Regions from separate parts of the Homo sapiens genome. Here all the other regions are linked to region 2. Evidence: read pairs that join two places in POLR2A ChIA-PET (ENCODE). Cell type or tissue: OCI-LY7. All regions are shown on one strand. Links, peaks and the distances in the headings refer to the core of each region. The heading gives the core; the rest is flanking DNA. Region 1 has its middle 46 kb from the start of MIR548A1HG. Region 2 has its middle 60 kb from the start of RNF144B. Region 3 holds the start of LOC124901271 (a long non-coding RNA gene).

The links. ChIA-PET counts read pairs that join two places held together with the same protein. Peaks named below come from ENCODE experiments on the same cell type or tissue, not always from the same donor. Only the 100,000 strongest peaks of a DNase experiment are listed, where the experiment ranks them.
Region 1: POLR2A ChIA-PET joins it to region 2 with 10 read pairs; 2 of 35 experiments call an interaction of 5 or more read pairs at or near these places.
Region 3: POLR2A ChIA-PET joins it to region 2 with 11 read pairs; 5 of 35 experiments call an interaction of 5 or more read pairs at or near these places.

What each region holds. Positions count from the first base shown.
Region 1 is chr6:18,473,027-18,481,399 of GRCh38, forward strand. No RefSeq gene overlaps it. Among named protein-coding and RNA genes, the nearest start is that of MIR548A1HG, 46 kb to the right of the region's middle. In OCI-LY7, for the core only: no CTCF peak of the experiment used is centred there; a DNase peak (open chromatin) is centred at 4,775.
Region 2 is chr6:18,322,894-18,331,266 of GRCh38, forward strand. No RefSeq gene overlaps it. Among named protein-coding and RNA genes, the nearest start is that of RNF144B, 60 kb to the right of the region's middle. RefSeq lists a silencer at 8,036-8,085. In OCI-LY7, for the core only: CTCF peaks have their summits at 1,477 (motif pointing right) and 1,676; DNase peaks (open chromatin) are centred at 1,478, 1,948, 4,968, 7,778 and 6 weaker places; H3K4me3 peaks cover 4,539 bases; H3K27ac peaks cover 7,159 bases.
Region 3 is chr6:18,419,308-18,427,680 of GRCh38, forward strand. RNF144B (ring finger protein 144B) reads left to right here. Exons shown (of 8, transcript NM_182757.4): 3 at 8,274-8,373. LOC124901271 (a long non-coding RNA gene) reads left to right here and starts at 1,984. Exons shown (of 2, transcript XR_007059487.1): 1 at 1,984-3,152; 2 at 4,226-4,685. In OCI-LY7, for the core only: no CTCF peak of the experiment used is centred there; no DNase peak of the experiment used is centred there.

The sequences.
Region 1 (8,373 bases), core at 144-8,143, 150 kb after region 2:
ATGGGGCTGTGTTCTCCTCTGGAGGGAGGCTCAGAGTCCTATTCCAGGCTCTCTGGGTGTTGTCAGAATTCAGTTCCTTCTCACACCTTCCACGTGGCCCCCTCCATCTTCAAGCTTGCAACAGCTCATTGAGTCTTTCTCATACTTCAGACCTCTTTGGCTTCCTCTTCTGACACATCTCTGGCTTCCATTTTACATTTTAATGGCTACGAGAGTATGTATATTTGTCATTTTCAAAAGGAAATTTAGCTTTTTAAAATCTGTTCTGTTTCCCAGCCCCATGAAGGCAAAGAGTTTTCACAGGTAATAGAATCTGCTTGAAGACATCACAAACTTGGGGAAGAGTTAGCAAAATCTAACTTCTACCTGGGAACTGTTGACTTACCGTTGGAATTGGGTCTAGTATAGCCAAGGAGATCAGCAATTCTGCTTCTGGCTAGTGTCCTTGGGAGGTCCATTTGGTCTATATGTGGGACAGATTTTCTTAAATGGACTCAGAAGAAAACCTGATCTGAGCTTTCTAAACAAACCTTCAGAAGATTCAGGATTGGATTGAATCTTGTTTTGGATTCAGGAAGGACAACTCTTTTAAGAGCTGGCTTAAAGTACAGGATGGTGTTTCCATTCAAGTCAGACCAGTAAAGCAGATGGATCTGAGTTAACCAGTCACTGCCTGTTGTTGAGGGACGTGCAACAAAAGTCAAGGTCATTGCCTCTTCCCCTCTCCCACCCCCAGTGCAGCAATACAGACCCGGCCAGATGCTGTAGATGTTTTAAACTAGCATAGCCATGCTTTTGACTAGAAATGAAAGACTGGAGGGAAGTTTGATAGCTCTCCTAGTCTCTTGTGGACAAGTTACAATTTCTCTTGGCTTCGGTTGCCTCATCTAGAAAATTAGGAAGTAACTGTTTTCTAGGTTCAGTACAAACCTAACATTTTGACTAAGATGGAAAAAACCTCCAGCCCCCTCTGTGAGCTCTATATGCATGAAACTAGTTAGCTCAAGGGAAATTCTCCTTCTTAGACAAAGTAATCCTCAGAAGCAGCTTCCAGATGCTGTTATGGATAATGCCAGAAGCATATGAAATATATTGCCAATTTACTTAAAATGAGCAAATTCAAAGAGTAGTGGTTGAACCTCATGGTTTATCTACAGCTCTTGGTGGCTAAAAAGACCTATAATCAAAGTTGCTTGGGGAATTTCCAGGGACATGTTTCTTCTAGTACCTATACAAAAAATATCAGGACCTCACTCTCCTTATTTGAAGCACACCATGGATTATTATGAGTGTGTTAGTCTAAGGGGCTTGTTATTAATTTTTTTCAGTATACATTGTATTTTCTGCAAATTGAGTTAAATTTAAGGTATATATATTGATAGCATATAGGATAGTATATATGCATGTATGTTTGTGTGAATGAGAAGATAAATAGGCACATCGACTTTGTTAACAAAATTTTTATTCAGTCTTTAATGAATTCGATTTTCAAAAGTAGAACACAAAACTACTTGTGAACTTTGAAAAACGGTAAATAAAGAAATAAGTTAATTAAAAAAACAAGTTAATTAAATATTCAAAGAATGCTTTAAAAGTTTTAAGAGTGGTCATACTAAAACTCAGTCCTCATATTTACATCTGATATCACAAGTGTGTCATAGCCAAGGAAGTAAAATAAGAACTTGTGGTGGGGCATGGTGGCTCACGCCTGTAATCCCAGCACTTTGGGAGGCCGAGGTGGGCGGATCACTAGGTCAGGAGATCGAGACCATCCTAGCTAACACGGTGAAACCCCATCGCTACTAAAAATACAAAAAAGTTAGCAGAGCGTGGTGGTGGGCGCCTGTAGTCCCAGCTACCTGGGAGGCTGAGGTGGGAGAATGGCATGAACCCGGGAGGCGGAGCTTGCAGTGAGCCGAGATCGCACCACCGCACTCCAGCCTGGGTGTCAGAGCGGGACTTCGTCTCAGAAAAAAAAAAAAAAAAAAAAAAAAAAAACTTGAAAAAAATCTTCAGGTTTAATTTCTTTTACCTACCTTAAGGAAAACAAAAATGTGTGTTGATTGCACCTTAAAATGAAAATGATAAAAATAAGTGGTTGTATTCTTCTCCCACTCCCCATTCATAATCTGCAGGGTATTTCTCAAACAATAAATATCCTCAACTGGTGTAAGAATGTTAATTTACTACTGGAGGGAACAGAAGATGACCTGGAAGCATTGTCCCAAGCTAACTGCTGAGGGCTAGACACTTATTTGAGGTCTCTGGTTTTATTTTTTAATTTTATTGTTCATTTAAACATTCATTAAAAATTATAACCTCCATACTATTTTGATTTTAATTAAGTAATTTTGTTTGTAGAGACAGGGTCTTGCTTTGTTGCCCAGGCTGGAGTACAGGGGCACGATCAGGACTCACTGTAGCCTCAAACTCCTGGGCTCAAGCAGCTTCCCACCTCGGCCTCCCAAAGTGCTGGGATTACAGGTGTGAACCACCACAACTGGCCTGATTTTATTTATTTTTATTTTTGAGACAAGGTCTTGCTCTGTCGGCCAGTCTGGAGTGCAGTGGCGTGATGATCTCGGCTCACTGCAGCCTTGACCTCCTGGGTTCAAGTGATCCTCCCACCTCAGCCTCTTGAGTAGCTGGGACTACGGTGCATGCCACCACACCCCGCTAATTTTTTAATTTTTTTGTAAAGACAGAGTTTCACCATGTTGCCCAGATTGGTCTTAAACTCCCGAGCTCAGGCAATCCTCCTGCCTCAGCCTCCCAAAATCCTGGAATTACAGGTGTGAGCCACCAGACCTGGCCTGATTTCATTTTAAAGATTACATTTTAAATTATTGAAGTAAGATTAACTTCTTCTTTTTTCTTTTTTTTTTTTTTTGAAGACAGAGTCTTGCTCTGTCACCCAGGCTGGAGTGCAGTGGCACGATCTCGGCTCACTGCAACCTCCACCTCCTGAGTTCAAGTGATTCTCCTGTCTTAGCCACCCGAGTAGCTGGGACTACAGGCGCACACCACCACACCTGGCTAATTTTTGTATTTTTTAGTGGAGATAGGATTTCACCATATTGGTCAGGCTGGTCTCGAGCTCCTGACCTTAGGTAATCCACCCGCCTCGGCCCCCCAAAGTGCTGGGATTACAGGTGTGAACCACTGTCCCTGGCCAAAATTAACTTCTTAAAGATGCTTTATCTTTGTCTTGTATCCTCCAGTACCCCACAATACCCTGGGGTGTTACATACACCTGTTTGAGAAGCATGAGCAAGTCTACTAGGTTATTTTAATCACCAAACATATATTGAATGCCTTCTTTGTACAAACAAATGTGTCTCAATTAGTTGTTTCAAGTGGCTTAGTTAGGTTTAGGAGAAAGAATACGTTGGTCTACAGAAAAAGGAATGACTGCATTGGGTCATGCCTGGTACATGCCAGGTGATTGGTGTAGACAGGTGCCATGAACCTGTGGAGAAGGAGTGAGATTGTTGGAACTTTTCAATTCACATTTCATGGAGATGATGCTGATCAGGGTGTTGAGAGACAGGATTGTGATCAGCAAGGGCATTACAGAGAGGAGGCATGATGACAACAGTGTGACATGGGGAGTGAGAAATAACTGAATGAAACAGAAATAAAGCACCTGTGGGGTGCAGAAACAGAGAACCTTGAGTGCCAGGCTCCCGTGTTGACAGGTTCTTTTTGGGGTGAGGAGCCATTTCAGGGTTCTGTGCTTGAAGAGTGGGGTGAGGTGCAGTGACTCATGCCCATAAACCCAGCACTTTGGGGGGCTGACATGGGAGGATCACTTGAGCCCAGGAGTTCGAGACCAGCCTGGGCCACATGGCAAAACCTTGTCTCTACCAAAAGTTACAAAAATTAGCCAGGTGTGGTGGCATGCACCTGTGGTCCCAGCTACCTGGAAGGTTAAGGTGGGATGACCACCTGAGCCTTGGGAGGTCAAGGCTGCAGTGAGCCGTGATGGTGCCACTGCACTCCAGCCTGGGCAACAGAGTGAGACCCTGTCTCAAAAAAAAAAAAAAAAAAAAGGTATGTGCAAAGCTACATTTTAGCAGGTTAATCTGACAACAGTCTGTTGGTTAAATTGCAAGGAGAGAAGCTGGAAGTGGCGTGGCCAGTTTGAGGACAGTACTACAATAGTCCAGGTATCATTTAATGAGAGCCTGATCCAGGTTGGTGTCTGCAGGGAATGTCAGGGGAAAGCAAATGAGAAAGATCTTACATAAAACAAAACCAAACCCAATAACACTTTGGTAACTATAGCATCCACCAAACTAGTGCTTTAAAAAAGTTTTCCATTGTAATGTTGTTTTGTACTCGAACATGTTACTGTATTGAATATTAAAACCTCCATAAAATTGCTATCAGTCTTTACTCAGAGCCAGCTTAGAAAGGGTTTCATTAATGTGAGGCTTATTCATAGGACTCACCCTTAAATCATTTTTGGAACAAAGCAGGGAATAAATACAATTACTCATAGGGTATGCTGAAGGAGCAGCCAGATTGGATGCATAAAAACTGAGTGGGAGATGCATTTCTACTTTGTTTTATAACTTTAGTTAATTCTTATGAAAGTAGGGGGTACAGGAGAGTTTCTTAGAGTGATGAATTAATTCATTTAAGAAATGCTTTCAACCCAAATGCCTTCTCCTTTTTGGGGGAAAGCCAGGAGCACTGAAGTACATAACTAGCTTGACAAAGACGGGAAATGGAGTTGAGTTCTGAAAGTGCTTTGAGGAAGTTAATTGACCATGTTGTTTTCATTTACTTGGAAAGAAATTCTCTTTGAAAGTGCATGAGGTGTGTCTTCCCCTCTGCTGCCACTCTGTCTGCTCATAAGATAAACTGATGCAATCTGATGTTATATACTTCCATTTTGTATGTGAAGAACTAAAGCTTGTCACAAAACAACTTAATTATTCTGCTATAATTGATGATTAGCTTGTCCTTATTAGAATATTCTTTTGCCCTATGCCCATGGAAACTTTTTGCTCTCTGTAAGTCTGATAGAGTAGCTGTTAGAGCTCTGCTTAATGTGATTGAACCCAGAGACCTGGGAAGAGAGAGGAGGAACACTGTATTCTGGTCAAATTGGCCTTCTGTTAATCAATATCCATTACTTTAGGAGGGGAAAGAAAGGAGAAGCTGCCTGTCATATGAGAGACAAGCACGGCATTCAATGCAACAAAAAGTGTAAGAAAAGCTCAGCATCCCTAGGTTTCTTGTGTGTTGATCAGTTAACGCTTAGGGAGGATAAGTGAAACTTGGAGACATGCTTGAACAGTTTTCCCAAATTGTTCCATAAATGTTGGAAATGTTCCTCTATCAATTCTGTTAATACATACATGGGTTATATATATATATATATATATATATATATATATATATATATATATATATATATATGTGTGTTAAAACATGTGCATCACTTCTATATGCAAATGTTCCTCTATCCATTATGTTAATACTACGTGTTGTATTGAGAGGGTGAAAATTTTAAGAATTGAGTTGTGTAGAGGTCTTTAATAAGTAAAAACAAACTCTGAATCTCAGAATGGTGTTTTTATCTGGTTTCCTCACAGTTGTTTCTTCATTGCCAGATATTTGTCTATTTCTTAGCCTTTTCAGATAATGAGCTCTTAGATTTATTAATTTGATATTTGCTTTCTAATTCATTAATTTGGTCTTAATCTTTATTAATTTTTCTTCCTGCTTTTCTTGTGTTTTTTTATTGCCTTTTTTTAACTTCCTGAGTTGACTGCATCACTTATTTTCATTCTTCCTTGTTTTTTTAAAACTGAATTTTCCTTCCAGTATAATTTGATAGCCTTGAATAAATAATGTTATTATTGGTTTTTTCTGCAAAATAAGTAATCATTATGTTGATTTCTACTTTCATTTAACGATTGTTTTGGTTATGTAGGCTTTGGTTTTCAAGCATATTTTGTTTTTCCATAAAAAAAATGACAAATTTCTAATCTCATTCATTTTTGCATTGGAGTCTTGTTGCCTGTACAATCTCTACTTCTGGAAATTCACTGAGAATTTATTTGTGGAAAAAATTAGAAAATATTCCATAAGTATTTTCTGTGAAGGGCACAAAGTTTGACATATAAACATTGAATCTTGCTTATTAATTCTATTATACAATTCCATGTTGTCTTTGTTTACTATTAGCTTACTTTATCTACATGGAAAGAAGATGTTGGTCTCTCCATATACTCTCACTTTTATCGATTTCATTGTAGTTCTAGTGTTTCTTGCTTATGTGTCTTAAAATTATTTAATTTCAATCAAAATAACACTCACATTTTAACATATTAGGATATTTTATTAATACAAATTTAAGAAATGATAGGATAAAATAAAACAAGAGCCTCTGACCTCTTCTTTCTATTTTTAGTAGACCCCAGAAACCCCTTTTAATGATTTTGGTTTTGAGTTTATTTGGTGGTGTCTCTGCCTATCTAAATGGTATGTATACACCACAAATTCTTGCTTGGGAAATTCAAATTTGACATAACCACCGTATCAATTGATTTCTTGCCATGAGTTATGAGGATTTAACTCACTTATACACTCTCTCCTACCCTCCTGGCTCCTCCCAATGTTGTTACATCATTACTTTTCATTCCTTTCTTGGCCATATTTCCAGTCTTAGGAATTAAGACCTCCATTCCTCTTTCCATCAACTGTAGATAGCACCTCTTGACTCCGTACTTTATAAAATAAAGCTATGCCCATCTCTGTCCTTTTCTCTACCTCTCTTTCCATTCTCTCCCCATTTTAATTTGTAAAGTTTATCAATCGTACTTAAAAAAAATTTTTTAAACTAAAAACAGAAGAGGAAGTATCAGTATCTAGTACATATTAAAATGCTCATTAAGTATTTGCTGTTAATGTTATGTTTATTATTATGAACAGGGCAATGAAAATACTTTGTATGATACTATAATGGTAGATACAATAATATGTATCTCAAAACATATTATTGTATCTACCTATTGTCCAAACTTATAGAAGGTACAACAAGAGTGAACAGTAATGCCAACTATAGACATTGGGTAGTCATCATGTGTCAATGTAGGTGCATCATTTGTAACAAATATACAACTCTGATGGGAGTGTTGATAATGGGCCAGACTATGCATGCTTGAGAGCAGGGAGTATATAGAAAATCTCTATACCTTCTGATATGTTTTGGGTGTGTCCCCACCCAAATCTCACCTTGAATTGTAATAAACCCCATGTGTCAAGGGCAGGGCCAGGTGAGATAATTAAATCATGGGAGCATTTCCCCTGTACTGTTCTCCTGGTAGTGAATAAGTCTCGTGAGATCTGATGGTTTTATAAATGGGAGTTCCCCTGCCCAAGCTGTCTCTTGCCTGCTGCCATGTAAGACATGTCTTGCTTCCCCTTTACTTTCTGCCATGATTTTGAGGCCTCCCCAGCCTGCGGAACTGTGAATCAATTAAACTTCTTTCCTTTATAAGTTACCCAGTTCTGGATGTGTCTTTACTAGCAGCATGGGAACAAACTAATATACCTTCCTTTCAATTTTTCTGCGAACCTAAAGCTGCTTTGAAAAAAAAAGCCTTGAAAAATAGAAGTGAGTAGGGTATATAGTATAGTAACTGAGAACTCTGCCTCAAGAGCCAGACCATTCTTATTTTTGACCCACTCACTCATTACTGTCTGTGTGACCTTGGACAAGTTATGTAACCTTACTGCTTTATTCTTTTTCTATCTGTAAATTGGGAATAGGGGTTGTTTCTAAGTTCGATGTCTGGCACATAGTAAATGCTCATTGAGGGTTTGTTGTTTTTATTACTATCAATACATATCAAAGTAGATTGTATTTATTTATTTTTTATTTTTTTGAGATGGAATCTCCCTCTCTTGCCCAGGCTGGAGTGCAGTGGCATGATCTCAGCTCATTTCGACCTCTGCCTCCCAGGTGCAAGCTATTCTCCTGCCTCAGACTCCCAAGTAGCTGGGATTGCAGGTGCCTGCCACCATGCCTAGCTAATTTTTGTATTTTTTGTAGAGACAGGGTTTTGCCATGTTGGCCAGCTGGTCTCAAACTCCTGACCTCAGGTGATCCGCCCGCCTTGGCCTCCTAAATTGCTAGGATTACAGGAATGAGCCACTGCGCCTGGCCTTATTTTCTATCTTGTAATATAATTTGATCCTTTACACTTACATAGTCAACTGATTCTAAAAGGAAATATTTTCATTGTATGAACATTTAACTATACTCATTATAGAGTCAAGCACTCATTATAGAGTCAAGCTGTGTGATATGATTATGTTTCCTTAACTAGATTGTTATTTCTGACTCTCACTAAT
Region 2 (8,373 bases), core at 269-8,268:
GGGATTGCAGGTGTGACCCACTGCACCAGGCCACTGCTAATTTTTTATGTAGATTATAACACTTCAGGCCCACACCTGTAATCCTAGCACTTTGGGAGGCCAAGGCAGGTGGGTCACTTGAGGTCAGGAGTTCAAGACCAGCCTGGCCAATATGGTGAAACCCCATCTCTACTAAAAATACAAAAATTAGCTGGGCATGGTGGTGTGCGCCTGTAATCCCAACTACTTGGGAGGCTGAGGCAGGAGAATCAGTTGTACCTGGGAGGCGGAGGTTGCAGTGAACCGAGCTGAGATCACGCCACTGCACTCCATCCTGAGCGACAGAGCAAGACTCTGTCTCAAACAACAACAAAAACCCAAGAAAAGAAAAACAAAAAACTTCTTCAGATTTGTGTTTTAGGGTTTTCATTTGCTTCTGGATATCACTTTGTCCTCCATGGGTGTGGGGAGTGGCAAATGATGACATTTTATGCAATTTCACATTCATCAACTTACTTGAGGATAGAAAATTCCTCACTTAATATTTTACGAAGTGTAAACTTTCACTTTTATTTATTTACTTATAAAATAGAGATAGGGTTCTGCTATGTTGCCCAGGCTGGTCTCAAACCCCTTGGGTCAAACAATCTTCCTGCCTTGGCCTCCCAAGTGCTGGCATCACAGGTGTGAGTGATTGCACCTGGCCTAAACTTTCCCTTTTGAGCTTACTGTTGTTGAAAGATTTCTTGCAAAATAAAAAAGCACCACCAAACAATAACATAATACTTTTAGATGCACCTCATAGAAGAAATAACCAAATCATTTTGGTCAGATTGGTTTCTCTGTGTCCTAAGGCAGTACTTGCAGCCTCGTTTCCCTGTACATATTCCTCACACCCCTAACCTATGATTTCTCACATATCTCAGGGACCCCACCAGCTGTGCCTTGGTGGTTCTGTGCATTTTATAGACCTGAGCATGGGCCATGGCAGACCTAGTCGGTGAATCCCAAGGGTTCAGAGCAGCAGCTGTTGGAGAGCTCTCTTGCCACCATAAGTGCTATCCTTGGACAGAGTTGAACTTGGAGGCTCTTGTCTGAGGGTCTTTTTTTTTTTTTTTTTGGTAAGCAAGTGCCTTGCTGTTTTTGAAAGGGAAACGTGTTAGTTCCATTGCATGTGGAAAGGATTGGGGAAAATAGAAATGGGTCCACACTAGCCGCCTTACAGATTTAACCGCATGTGACATCTTGGCTTGTGTGTCATACAGTACTAGACAAGACCATGGTGGAAGCTGAAAACATAAAGGGCTACTAAACCAATCCTAGCTTATTTTAGTGCAAATATTAATGGTGACTCTCCATTAAAGTGAAACAATCCAGGAAAATGTTAAACCAGACAAAATAGCAGGATAATACGCCTAAACCAGGGCTGTCCAGGGCAGAAAAAGACCCTAGTTATAAGGATGGCACATTATCTCGGGAGTTTTTGCATAGGAACACTAGAGGGCGCTTTAGACTATAGTTAAGAATCCTGCTTTGATTTACAGAAGGAAACTTACTGTATCAGATTGATGTTATAAATTTCAGCAGTGGTTGGTTTATACATTGGTATTCCTAGAACATGGAAAAATGCAATACAAATGTTTTCGTGTTCCCCCTTCCCATGCTGGAGTGGTTACGATAATACTGTTTGTGTTTTACTTCAGATTAAAATCTTCAGAAGTGCCCTTTAGTTGTCAAAAGTGTCAAACACTGGGGATAAAAAGGTCACACACTGTTAGTGAGCAATGAAAATTTAGTATGATAAACTGATTCAGAAAACAACTTGCTTTGAATGTTCTTGATGTGCTAGGTATGTTTTCCTAAACCTTTTATGCAGGACACATTTAATTTTTTATTACAATTCTGTGAGATAGGCACGACTGTTATTTACTTTGTAGATGAGGAAGCCGAGGCACTCGGTGTTGAAAAGACTGCCCAGGGTCACATGTCTTGTGCATAGATAATGTGCTGTTAACCGTTGTACTGTGCAACTGTGCAACACAGTTGCATGGATAATAATTAGTGAATAATACCTCTATGAATGAATGAATAAATATTATGTTACATAGATACTAAGCATATGGGAAAGGAGTAGGGAAAATTGCACTTCATATTTTTTTCCTAGTGGCTGGTCCAATTATTTAATGAATCCCATTCCAGCTCTCAAGAGTCCAGTGGAGTCCACTCAGGGTTGGAAATGGATTTGTCTATGTTACATTATGGCTTACCTGAAAATAGTGAATGGGAGTTCACGGTCACTCAGTCATCCAACTCTTGAGAATCTGGCCTGGGGATGGAATAGAGGAGCATGAGGAACCAAGAGTGGGAGGAATGGGGTCCACTTTTGGAGAAAACAAGAAAAATGCAAGGAGGAAAAATTGCTTCAGCTCCCTGGCAGACTCGTTCTCTAAGACCGACTCAGGAGACGGTGGAGGCTCTCTCTGTGTCCCTCCAGGGGCTGCTCCAGGAACCAGGCTCCTTTGGGGTGACAAATACGTCCACCCCTAGTAGAACCAGAGAATATGAATAGATGCTGAAGTCCTAGGACTAAAACTGGTTTCAGTGAGGAATGGGGGAGGTCCTACTACAGGTTGGGGAGGAATGGATGAGATTGTCCCCCTATTTAAACATTTCTTTTGTTGTATTTTTTTATTATAGTAAAATATACATAATATAAAATTGACCATTTCACCAGTTTCACGTGTGCAATTCAGTGGCAATAAGTAATTCACAATGTGAATGACTTTTTTTTTTTTTTTTAAGACAAGATCTCACTCTGTTTCCTAGGCTGGAGTGCAGTGGCACTATCTTGGCTCACTGCAGCCTCCTCCTAGGCTCAAGTGATCCTGTCACTGCAGCCTCCTGAGTAGCTAGGATCATAGGTGTGTGCCACCATCCCTGGCTAATTTTTGTATTTTTTGTAGAGACAGAGTCCCACTATGTTGCCCAGGCTGGTCTTGAACTCCTGGGCTCAAACAGCTCTCCTGCCTCAGCCTCCCAGAGGTGCTGGGATTACAGGCACGAGCCTCCATGCCCAGCCTGTGAATTACTTTTTCATAATCACAAATAGCAACTCTCCATTTCCTCCTCTCCCCAACCTCTGGAAATCACCGTTCTACTTTCTGTCTCTAATGAATTTGACTACCCTAGGTACCTTGTTAAGTGGAATCATACAGTATTTGTCCTTTTGTGACTGGCTTATTTCATGTAGCCTAATGTCCTCCAGGTTCATCCATGTTGAAGCATGTGTCAGAACTTAATTTTTTGGTTAATGTTAGAAGACTGGAGAGGAGATGGAAGGACATGTTCGGGCTTGCACTCCTTGGGTGGCAGTGGGAGAAAGACAGTAGGTGTGGGATGCCTTTCTCCTGCCCTTCAGGAAATATCATGCTTCCTTCTAAGGCCATCAAGTGGTGTGATTGATCAGGCAACAGAAAACCAGCCTCCCATTCCCAAAACCTATCCCCCATTCCTTCTCCATACTGCCTAAAATACACAGACTTGGAGACTGGTTTGATTTAACAATGAGAGTGCATGGGGAATTGAGGTGGGGAGAAGATGCTGTCAATTATTTACTTTATTAAGTATTACTGTAATGTGAATTAGAATATCAGATCATTTTCCACCTCTGTCTACCCCAGTTGAACTAATGAAGCAGGAGTTATAGAGTTGGAGTGGAGAGTAGAGAAGGGATGCCATTTTGGGCACGTATATGACAGGCTCATACCACACAATGTGAGCCTCAGGAATCCGGGGAGAATGGGAGAGAGAAGTTTTTTTTTTTTTTTTTTTTTTGAGACGGAGTCTCACTCTTTCACCCAGGCCTGACTGCAGTGGCGCTATCTCGGCTCACTGCAAGCTCCGCCTCCTGGGTTCACGCCATTCTCCTGCCTCAGTCTCCCGAGTAGCTGGGACTACAGGCACCCACCACCGCACCTGGCTAATTTTTTGTATTCTTAGTAGAGACGGGGTTTCACCGTGTTAGCCAGGATGGTCTCGATCTCCTGACCTCATGATCCGCCCGCCTTGGCCTCCCAAAGTGCTGGGATTACAGGCGTGAGCCACCGCGCCAGGCCAAAGCGGGTGTTTTAAGAGCCCCCAGCTCTGGTTCTAGTACCAGACCAGCTAACAATGCTGCCCCGATGCGAAGTGAAGGGGAGCTGGGCATGGGTGTTCACTGTGTGCCTTTCACAGGATACGTCTACTTGGAGGGTGGCCTAAAGCCTAGTTCTCCAACCTGTAACCAGGAGGGCTCTCTCACAGGAACCTTGTTTATACTGGCAGATACCCACGTGGCTCTTGTCTGATCGGGTCCAGTTTATGCCTGTCTGACTGTCACTCTGCTGCTGGGAGCCTGACTTTGTGCTCTCCTTGGTGCCTTGGAGAAAATCAGGCCTGGGGCAGCCCCTAGTTCTTCAGATGGAAGGTGCAAATTCAGTACAGCACCCTCATAGGAAACAAGTCCAAAGATTTTCACTTAAACAGTTCCTGGGCAGGGAGAGCACCATGAGTCTTTGGTCACTAGGTCATGTGAGGCAGGAATGAGGGATCAGGTGGAGAGAGAGAGAGAGAGAGAGAGAGAGAGAGAGAGAGAGGGAGGGAGGGAGGGAGGGAGGGAGGGAGGGAGGGAAGAGAGAGAGAGAGAGAGAGAGAGAGAGAGGAGAGAGAGAGAGAGCGCGAGCAGCTAGCAGTATATTTTGCATAATACAGTGTGGGCCATTTTCAATTTGAGGGTAAATGCATGAATGGTCCCTTTAAAGGAAGCAATGGGAGAGTGGGGAGCCCAGGGGGCTAGCGGTAGAAATGCCTCTAAGTTCTTATCTCTGGCCACCAGCTCCAACCATTTGGGTGTGATGTAGAAAAGAAAAAAAGGAAGAAGGACAGAGGAGCCAGCTCTGCTCTTGCTGGTCTTAAGCAGGACCAGATGGGACACGCCCCCTTACGCACCCAGCTGCTGTTCTCGAAGGCACTTAAGGGCTCTAGCTCACCTGGAGTTTTGAAGGGGATGCGGAAGAGCTTGATGTTGCAGCCTTCCTCTCTCCTTGGCAGAGTCTCTGGTGATAGAGACATGGAAGAAGTTTCCAAGGCTGGCCCTGGGTCAAGCAATGCAAAACAGAATTTATTTGTGGAGAAAGTTTATGTTCCATTCAGCTGTAAGTTACAATGGCCATGACTCTGAGAGGCTGTCTCATAGGTTTATATAATTTGACACTCATAGAAGGAGAGGCCTCCTTTTACCTGAATGTTGTTCATTCCTAGCTTTTTATCCTTGGATTGGTTGGTGAAAAAGCAGCCAGCCTTGACTGAATTATGTGTGGAGTTGGGAGAGAGGAAGGAGGTTTCTAGGTCTGTGTTGGTGACCTAATTCTGTATTATGTTTTCAGCTTTGCTGACCTAATTCTGCATTATGTTTTCATTGAGTGAGCTTTTTATTTTTATATCCCTTTCTGGTAACGGAACTACCTTTAAGACTTTCAGTTTTTCCATGTCCCAACTTGCCACATTTTACGTGCACTTGAAAATTCACTCCTTAAGCTATTTTTCATTCTTTCAACCCAGTAGGAATAATATTGCCTGTTTATTATTTGAATAGCAGCATTACTGCTGGTATTATAAAGTCGCTGGTCTTGAGCATAATTTGTATGTGTAATAAGTTAATATTTGTTGTCAAGGCTTTAAAGGGGCTGTGTCTTTGGTGTTGGATTTTAATAGTTAATGAACCAATGGAATCTTTTTAGTTTTATTGCCTTCCTTGGGTGATTAGATATGCATCATCAGACCTGGTTTGCTTTCACCAACGCTGAAAACAGGTTCCTTGTTAAACACGTCAGTTACTTGTTTCTGGAAGTTACATTTACCACATACTGTGATGACTGGCATTGTTTTTTGGGTTTCCGTTTCAATGAAAAAAATTACTTGAAAAATGTTCTCTTATATTTTGAAACTGTGATACTCATGTTAGCTTGTGATTAGCACTAGCATTTGAGGAACATTCTAAATTCAATCTCTCAGGCATTTTGGTTTCTTTGTTTCTAAAACTTGTTCAATTATGCCTGATTTCCACTGGTAAGACATAATAACTCTTTTGTGCAAATTGGATGTTTGTATCACTTCCCTGCTTTTTAGTAAACTTTGAAATTCTTTTCAATTCCTGAAACTAAGTGGGAATAGTAACTAGATTAACCATGGCTTTTTTGTTGTTGTTGTTGTTGGAGAGACTGTAGCCTTGACCACCCAGCCTCAAGTGATCCCCCTGCCTCAGCCTCCTGAGTAGCTGAGACTACAGGTGCAAAGCACCAGCCCACCTAATATATATATATATTTTTAATAGAGATGAGGTCCTACTGTGTTGCCCAGGCTGGTCTTGAACTCCTGGCCTCAAGCGATCCTCCCACCTCTGCCTCCCAAAGTGCTGGGATTATGGGTGTGAACCACCGTGCTCAGCTAGCTTTTAAAAATAATGAGCATGAGGCAGGTGGATCACCTGAGGTCAGGAATTCAAGATCAGCCTGGCCAACATGGTGAAACCCCGTCTCTACTAAAAATACAAAAAGTTATTTGGGAGGCTGAGACAGGAGAATTGCTTGAACCTGGGAGGCAGAGGTTGCAGTGAGCCGAGATTGTGCCATTGCACTCCAGCTTGGAAGACAGAGTGAGACTTCATCTGAAAAAAATAAAAATAAAAATAATGAACAGGACATCATTGCTTGAAAATTATTTCTAAAAATCAGGACATTCCAAAAATAATGGTTCCTTTGAAAGTATTAAGCCCTTCTTGTTGCAGGCCTTGTGGGTGTGATTGGTTTGTGTGTGAGAAAACCATGCTAAATGTAAATAAGTACATTTAGTAACTCTTTAAGGAACAATTAGTTCCTTTTCCCAGGATAAATTTATTTTACAAGAAGTGATAAAGTGAATATTTTGTAAGAAGTATAATTTTAAAATTATTTAATGTGATTTTTTGGCACATCTAATATGCAAATATAGTATTTATATTTCCCTTTCCCGTTACTAAAGGGAAAAATAACTCTAGTGAAGAAAGCGGAAGAAAGGTCTTTTTGGTCTCTGCCCTTCACTCTGACTGTATTTCTTTGCTGTAGCTGTATTAACTGAGTAGTTAGCTCTAATTACATAGTTCATCTTTGCAGCAGCCTCAACTGATTCAGTTTAAAATCAGATTAAAACAAAACGTCCTTCTTCTTGTGTGTGCAACCCCATAATTTAGACTGTTCTGAGCTTTTAAAAGAATGCTTAGCCAGTTTTTTTCTCCAACCGTAATTTGACATAATTTCCTTAAAAAGCAAGGAAATTATGCCACATTTAAAGATCCTAGATTTAGTTGTCTAGGGGCTGTTTCTGATGATCAGGATAAATTAAGTGGACCACCATGCAATGTTTTCTTGTATGAGTAGTGGCGAGAGCCAGGGGTGGGAGATGAGGGGTTAGTTAGTCTTAAACAGCTCAGCAGGAAGAGTTGGCAGAGTTGGGATTCTGCATCTTTGACCTTTTAGCATTTCAGTGGGTCTTTGTTTTCATATGGACTTTTCCCTCTCCTCCATTTTCTTCCCCTTTTTTATATAAACTTTAAAAAATTGGTAATATTTAGATGCCCTCTGAGCTTTGGAAAGGCATTTTTGTTGTTGTTGTTGTTTCAGTCCATTGGGTACATTTAGTTCTGCTGTATCTACATCAGAAAAACCCTAAGTGTAATAAAGCACGTGAAGTATTACATTAGCTCAAGTTCCTTCTTGAGTCACTTCAGCTGTGGAGTTTCTCTTCCTTTTGCTACTTAGAAAATTGGGGCCTTTGGCTGGAGAATCACTTGAACCCAGGAGGCGGAGGTTGCAGTGAGCTGAGATCGTGCCATTGCACTCCAGCCTGGGCGACAAGAGTGAAACTCTGTCTCAAAAAAAAGAAAAGTAGGCTTTGGAATCAAAGAGTCCCCAAGCCACAGAAAGCTCCACCATAGCTCCAAGTCCTGCAAACCAAACAACTTTCAACTTCCCCATGTAAGTCCGGCATTTGGTTTATGATTTGGCAAATGCTGAAAGGAGGAGCTTTCACGCCAGCAATTGTAAGAAGGAAACTTAGCACTAGCTCCACAGCATAGCAGAGAGAGAACTATGTCAACTTGAAGATTTATATTAAATAGAGAAACAAGGGATTGGTTTAGATATATAGATGACTTATAAAGAGGAAGTTTGGGGTGGTGATTAAGGCCAGATCATTGGCTTTAGATAAATCTGATTCAAAATCTGGATGAGCATCATTAACAAGTCAGAAAAACAATAGATGTTAGTGTGGATGTGGTGAAAAGGGAACACTTATACGCTGCTGGTGGGAATGTAAATTAGT
Region 3 (8,373 bases), core at 294-8,293, 96 kb after region 2:
CATTTTCTTCGGGGGCACTGCTCTCTGCTAGGGAACCACTGGCCTTTTGGGATATATTCTCCTGAGAGCAAATAGGCAGTGGACTAGCACAACTGGTTCTATATAGCAAATGAGGCGACCCAGGAAGAAAGTGTAGAAAGAAGAGAGTTTAGGTCCTTTCCTGAAATTCCAGCATTTAAAAGTTGAGTTGAGGAAAATGCAGAAGATTGAGAAAGAGTGACTAGAGAGGAAGAATGAAAACCAGAAGAGTATGGGATCCAGAAGACAAGGGGAAAAAGGGTTTCAGGAAGGTGGGAGTGGTTAGCTGTGTGTGATACTGCTGTTGAGAGGTTGGGAAGGAAGAAATGTGTACTGGATTCAGTGACCTAGAGCCACTTCAGTTGAGTGGCAGGGAGGAGTTGGGATGGGATTGGTGAAGGAGTGAGGGAAGACAACTCTTTCAAACATTTGATTGTGAAGAGTTGAGGAGTGAAGAAGGCAGTATACAGCCAGGAAGAGGAGTGAGAGAGGGCTGTTCTATGCTGTTTTATTATGACTTTTCTTTGATTTCTTTGATTAGGATATTTTGAACATGTTCAAGTATAGACAGGACAAAATTCAAGACATAGGAAAGAAAACAGGTAATGAATAGGTAAATTTCCTGAAAGGCAGGAGGAGATGGGAACCAGAAAAGCAGAGTTGGCTCCTATGTGTCAAGAAAAGAAGAACAGAGGATGGATGTGTGTTTGGGTGGGTTCATATGTTTCAGTTATCAGAGGTGAAGGAGCTTGGCCACAAAGTTGAGCACAGACTGAGTATCCCCTATCTCCTTATCTGAAATGCTTGGGACCAGTAGTGTTTCGGGTTTCTGATTTTTTTTTTGATTTTGGAATATTTGCATTATACTTACTAGTCTACCATCTCTAATCTGAAAATCTAAAGTCTAAAATCCTCCAATAAGCATTTCCTTTGAGCACCATATTGGTGCTTAAAAAGTTTTGGATTTTGGAGCATTTCAGATTTTGGATTTTCAGATTAGGGATACTCAACCAGTAAGTGCTGGATTCAGGCTTCCAGCTCTCAGAGAAGCCTGAGTGTCTACTATGTGCCAGGTCCTGTGATTGATTAGGTGCTTGTAGGGGACATGAAGAGGAGCAGATATAATCTAGATCTAGAAGGAGCTTCTAGGCTATAGAGGAGGCAGGCAAGTTGATAGTCATTTGCAATGCAGCATGCTGGGCGTGCTACATTGCTCATGTGTACAATAAACATCTGGTGTTACCTACGGTCATCATAGAAAGGTTGGCAAGTAGAGGAGGAAAAGCCAAGTCTTCTGGAGAATTTGGGGAGCGGGGGAGGTTGCATCATTTATAAAATTCCTTCTGGATAGTCTGATATTCTAGTATGTCCCCAAGTGAGAAGGCAATACCACCAGCCTCACTGCTATTGAGAATCAGTCCATTCTCCCTCCTTTTGATGATTTTATGTGGCTTCCTTTTGAAGGGGAAAAGAATTGGAACTTAATATCAAACTATTTTAAAATTTCCTTTATTAGAGTCTTACGAAAACTTATACAAACATGATACTAAGTAGTATATAAGCATATTTAGGCATATATCTCTTAAAGAATAAGAACACCACAATAATTATACAAACTTAATATTGATTAAAATTACAGACCAATAAGGCCAGGCATAGTGGCTCATGCCTGAGATCTTAGCACTATGGGAGGCTGAGGCAGACAGATCACTTGAGCTCAGGAGTTCAAGATCAGCCTGAGCAACATGGCGAAACTCTGTCTCTACCAAAAATACAAAATAGCCTGGCATGGTGGTGCGCACCTGTGGTCCCAGCTACTCAGAGGCTGAGGTGAGAAGATTGCTTGACCCCAGGAGGCAGAGGTTGCAGTGAGCTGAGATCGTACCACTTCACTCCAGCCTGGGTGACAGAGTGAGAAACCATCTCAAAAAAAAAAATTATATATTATACACACACACACACACACACACACACACACACACACACACACATATATATAAAATAAAATTACAGACCAATAAAATGTAAGTTAACATTAATGTGATGAGTGATGTTTAACTTTGGGTAAATTGCTTTTTCCAGTTAGGCTCTGAGTTTGATGTGTTCCAATGACTAAGTGGTAATTCAGTGATCTTGTCACCTTTCTCTGTTGGAATCACTAAAAATTTTGACGTGTTCAGCATTCACTGGGCCCAGATTCTTCTCTTCTTTTTTTCATTTGCCTGTGACAATGATAGCACCCCTACGTGGCAAAGCAGGGTGGCACCACAGACCAAGGGTTAGCACGGACACTGGGTGGAAACAGGAAATTTCCTGAGGTGGTTCCAGGCATGCTTTTATTAAGAGCATTGAATAAACATAAAATGGGGAAAATCTTGCCATGAAGAACTCTTGGGTTCCCAAGAATACACCTTTGCACGCAGTTTGAAAAATACAGTGCGAGCTGGGCCTTAGGGTGCTATGAGGGCAGACGGGCTGGGTGTGCTGCCACACTAGGGGATGAGGCAGGGAAGGCTTCTGGAATGAAAAGGGATGAGGGACGAGAACTGTCAAACCAAGGTCTCTTTTAAACTGTGCTTATTTATGGCTTGCTGTTTGATTTGGTGCTTTTTCCTTTAATCATTTGGTGCCAGGTTTTCCTATCAGTCCTTTCATGTCCTATATGGTTGGCCAACACCTACAAGGGGGAGGTTGGTCACCTAAGTAATCTCATATTGGTGAAAAAGCCAAGGTATCTGAAAGGGGTTTTGTAAGAAAAATTTTAGGATCGGACTATACCAGGAAACAGCTTCCTGCCTAGCTATAGGTTGTTAATTTGTCTGAATATTTTCAAACCAGGATGCTTTTGGTGTGTTGGATAGGCTTTTGAGTAGGGAGAGATACTATCTTGAATTGTGCTAATAATTTAACTCAACAGCATCTAACAAAGGCAGTCTTATTCTTGGATCATGTGTACAGATCATAGTCTGAAGTGGAATAAGCAGAATGTTGTTCTCAGTGTGAGATGTTATTTAGAACACACTGGAAACATTGTGATGTCATTGTGCACTGAGGCAGGGAAATGTTAGTCTACATTTTATGGAATATGTACTTCAGTGTTTGCATTGTACCTGGAGTGATAAAAAGCAAAACAGGTACTCAAGACCTGTCTGGGCTTTGGCCTTTGGGCACATTCCCCCTCATCACCTTCCTTCCCACTTGGCTGAGCTATGGATGAGAAAACCTAGGTCAATAGTTCACCAACTCACCTTCAAGCCAGGTGGGCTGACAAGTCCTCCTTTGACCACAGGACCCCAGCGCCTGCATCCAGAAGCATCTAAGATCCTGGAAGTCAACTTAAATTTTCAATGAATGGGCCAGTTGCAGTGGCTCACACCTGTAATCCCAGCACTTTGGGAAGCTGAGGCGACAGGATTCTTTGAGCCCAGGAGTTTGAGACCAGCCTGCTTGGGCAACATAGACCCAATTTCAATCAATCAATCAATAGTCGAGTGTAGTGGCAGGCATCTGTAGCCTCAGCTACTGAGGAGCTGAGGTGGGAGGATCACTGAACCCAGGAGTTTGAGGTTTGCAATGAGCCATAATTGTGCCACTGCACCCTGGGCAACAGAGCAAGACCCAGTCTCAAAAAAAAAAAAAAATCAACTAATGGCACTCATTACCTCCTTCCTCTCAACAGTACCTATTCTCTTACCTATTCACCTCACCCTCATGAAGCTTTTCTAAGGTTCCTATTTGTCTGTGGACTTTCATTTCTGCATGCCTGCCTATTCAGAAACATCTATTCCATTCTCCAATTATACTTTACGTTTGCATACCTCTTTTCACTTTTCAAAGTGAATGGGGGACTCTCCATTTTCCCTGAGAGCAGCTTAGACAGGTGATATTGTCCCATTTTATAAATGAGAGCACTGTAGCTAGAGAGGTTAATGACTGGCTCAAGATGTAGAGGAGACTTTAGAGCTTGTGCTTCAACCTACATGGCTGGAATCCAGTTTCATTGGCTATAGATTATAATGCTTTATTTTTTCTTAGAAAAAAAAACTTTAGGTAGGGCATAATTTAGTGATAGAGAATGAGGAACTATATAGTACGTTTTTAAAAATATACATATATTCCCTGCCCACTCCTGTGATTTGTTCTTGGGTAGGTACATAGTAGCTTTGTCTTAACACTGTGACCCTTTTTGCCATGTCCATCATAATAGGTGAGAACACCTTATATGAAGAATGCCTGTGACTTTGGTACATCGGAATCTGATACCCTTGAAAGGGGTCTAGGAGACACCTGTTTCTGAGTAGATTCCATTGCATACAATTCATAGACTCTCAGAGTTGGAAGAGACAATATGAGTCGTCTGGTTCACCAGGTGTTTGGTTACATTTTTGGTTAGATCCCATATGAATCCTTAAAGGTTGTGGAGTGAGTTTGACGAACAATCCTTATTATTTTGCATGACCCTTCATGGCCTAAAAATAATTCTGTGTTTTACCAAACTAAGTAAAATGTTGACTATACAAAAGAAAAAGGTTTTTTTCCCTTGGGTCATTTGGGTTTTGAGATGTTCTATTTGAAACATTTTCCTTACAATTTGTTACCTGTTAAGAAAATTGCTTATTTAAATATCTGTTGAATGCTACTTAATAAATGTAACTTTCAAAATGTGACTAAATGGTGGTAGTTTTCTTTGTTAATAGTGATTATTTTATTTTGCCATTGTTGCATTGCTATAATTTGTTTTCATTTTCTTTGTTTCTCTCTTTATAAGCTAGATGCCAGTTTTCCCCCCTAGAATTGTTAACCATTTACCTGTGTTTTGTATGACATGCACATGGGATTCATGTGAACGTTTTCACTTATTTTGCACTTTTTAGCCAGAGATACAGAAGAAGAGAGGGACACTCGAGATTAAATGTTTTAGTGAAAGTTAATGGGCAGCATATAACAAGCCTGGGGTACTTGAAAATTCAGTAAAAAGCAATAACTAGGGCTGGTTGTTTTCCCTCTTTGCCTTTGAATAGAAATGCATGCCCACACTGATGGAATGTCAAGTGCCTGTGCTGTAGGACTACTTAGCAACCTGCCCTTACAAATCTCTATCTTGAACCAGTGTTTCTTAGCATTAAAAACAAAGGGTATGTGTACTTAAACCCTGGAGTCAGTGTACAGAGGTCTAACTTCTCACCCAAAATCGTGGGTCATATAATATTGTGGCCAGGAGAGTGCTTATAGGAAGTTTCAAAATTCATTTAGTTGATATATTGTGGTTTGTAGTGTACCTAGGAACATTACATTATTAGTAAGAGGCACATCCATTATAAGCTCTTGGGAAGGTGTATATTTCAACTTAACACATTTGCAGTTATATTTGAAATGAATGTGTTTGCCTATAAGGACTCACTTAGTATCTTTAGTTCCTATTTAATGCTAAACTTATTCTGTAGACCCAAATATTTCTAAGAGCCTTGCATAGAGGCACCTGGGATATTCTGTTACAAATATCTGTTCTGTCTACACAGCTTCTCCACCTTAAGTGGTTTAACTGGTGCTTTGCAGGGAGTGGAGAAAGGATATCTCAGAAGGTCAAAGGATTAACATTTTCCCACAAAGTCTTTGATGGAAAGTCTAAGACCAGGAGAAGAGGAGTAATAACATGACCTATTATTCTGTAATTTGCAAATTCATGAAGGGCTTCCATATATAAATTTCACGTGTATGTGTGTATGTGTGGGTGTGTGTGTGTGTGTGTTAAAACCTGTGAGGTAACTATAACAGGTATTATTGTCCCTACTTTTTAAATTAAGGAAAGCAAGTCTAGGTCATAGGCTAAGTCATTTTCCCATTGTCACCTAGTAAAGTGGACCCTCCACCCAGGTGTTAGGATCTGAAGTTCTTTGCATTGTTCACTTTGTTTTCCTCAAACACCTTCCCCTTGAGCCTGGAGACTATATCTTTCAGTCTTTTTACTTAAATTTCTTTAAGTGGCTGCTGGGGGTCAGTGGGAAGATCAAGGCAGTAACAATGGAACAGGTGTGGCTGATGGAAGGCTGAGATGTCCTCAGCAGCAGAACAGGATGGACAGGCTTTCACACTGTTTATTCATTTGTCCCCTGGCAAAACACTCCTTTTGGTGAGCCGCCTTGACTGTTCCCCTGGGTGTTCGCCTGCCCATTGACATTCTTCCCCATATTTCCTTGCTGCTGCTCTCTTCTATGTCCCACTGCTGCTGCTGCTGGATACCATGTTTGGCACAGTAAATCCTAGAGCAAGTGATTTTTCACCCTTCTGTTGAACAAGGAAGTCAGGGTTAAAACACAGTAATTATATGGCGGTCAAGTGCAAGAGAGGAGTGACTGCAGAGGATCCCTGTTCCCAGATACCTTTTATTCCTGAATTTATACTAAATCATGAGCATTTGTGCATGTCTTTTAAATATCATTTGAAGACTCTTTTCATGATTCTGCACATTCTATCGCATAAATTTAGCAACATTTATTTCAGTGTTCTATTTTGGGTATTTAGGTTATTTTCTAGTTTTTGCTGTGATGAATATTATAGAAAAAATTAACTCCTTGGAGAAAAAAACTGTTAACTATTTGAAGAGATACAAGTCTGGTTTAAATGGTTTGCCCTAGTCATTGATTCATCAGTACATTGTAAGTTATTTATAACCAGATAAATACATGATTAGTTTTCTGAAGTAATATAATAGTGATACTAGTTTTATTTTCAGGTGGAAAAAATGAGTAAAGATGGTCAATAACAGGGATAGATTTCACAATTACATCATCAATATTCTGACCCTAGAATTTTACTTTTGGCTCATGCTTTTATAAAAAGTTGGTGCAACAGCAATATTTTTAATGCAGTAAGTTGATACATAAATGTATAAATCTGAAAAATCTAAACCCAGTTGTAAATAATCACCACTTTGTAAGAGTCGTTGCTTCAGTGGCTGGCTTAAGTATTTTTGGTGGAATGTACTCCTCAACATTTGAACTTGACTTTTTTTTGGTCATGCATGTAGAAAAGGTTTACCGATTATGAGCAAATTAGTAGAAGTTGAAGAACCAATTACTTAGAGGTTTATTTCCTGGAACTACTGCCTTCAATTTCTTGTGCAGTTGCATAGAGAGGAATAGGGTGAGGCATTACAGGTTTCCATAAAGCTATCAGTCCCTCTCTTAACTTTTCAGTCAGACTCACATCTTCACCCACTGTCCAACATCCAGACACAACAGGCAGTGAGCAGACCAACTTTGTTCCTGGTGTTCTCCCTCTTCTCTCTGGGTTTCTTTTTTCTTTTCAGTTTCTTCTCTGGGCTTCTTTTTTTCTATTCAGTTTCTTCTCTGGTTTTCTTTTTTCTATTCAGTTTCTTCTGTGGGTTTCTTTTTCTATTCAATTTCTTCTCTGAGTTTCTTTTTTCTATTCAATGTCTTCTCTGGGTTTCATTTTTTCTATTCAATGTCTTCTCTGGGTTTCATTTTTTCTATTCAATTTCTTCTCTGGGTTTCTTTTTTCTATTCAATTTCTTCTCTGGGTTTATTTTTTTCTATTTAATTTCTTCTTTCCCCAGGGGACCAGTGCCTTTTTTCCTACTCCAACCTCCTTAACATGGCATCCACCAAGGCCCATATTTTTGAGGTCTCATTGTCTTTGGGATAATGTCTTTGGGACAATGTGTCTCTTGTCTTTGGGAAGCAAGTTATCTTTGCTGTCCCCAGTCAGCAGGAAGTCACCTGACTTTCCCAAATTTGACATTATCTTTTCCAGGTATGTTTGCTTTTAAGCGTGGTCCTAGAAATGTCACTGCCTTAAGCTTACTTTGATTGTGTGGCTAGCTCAGTGCAAGGGTCACAGCGTTCTGTTCTAGTTTTGGGTAAACTTTGATGGAGAGGACCACTAGGTAAAAATGGAATTAGGAACTCATATTTTTTTTTTTAAAGGAGGGGGCCTTTAGGGTTAGAAAATAGTGTTTTTTCTTTTCCTGATCTATGGTGGCTGAAATGTGTGAGCATAGGGAAATCTGACTTGAATAAACTCTTAAGATGAAGTCATACATAATTAATTGCCTGTCTCTGCATTCTTTCCAAAGTGATGGCTCTTAGTATTCACACTTGTGATAACTTATGTTTCTTGAGTACAAGAGCCTCAGGACAGCCAATTAAGGAAGAAGACACAGTGGTGGTTCTGTTATGTAACCTTTCTGCTACTGTAATGGAATGGGCAATTGTCTTTTTTTTCTTAACTTCCAGTGCCTGAAACAGTACATGCAGCTGGCAATCCGAGAAGGATGTGGGTCTCCCATCACTTGCCCTGACATGGTGTGCCTAAACCACGGGACCCTGCAGGAAG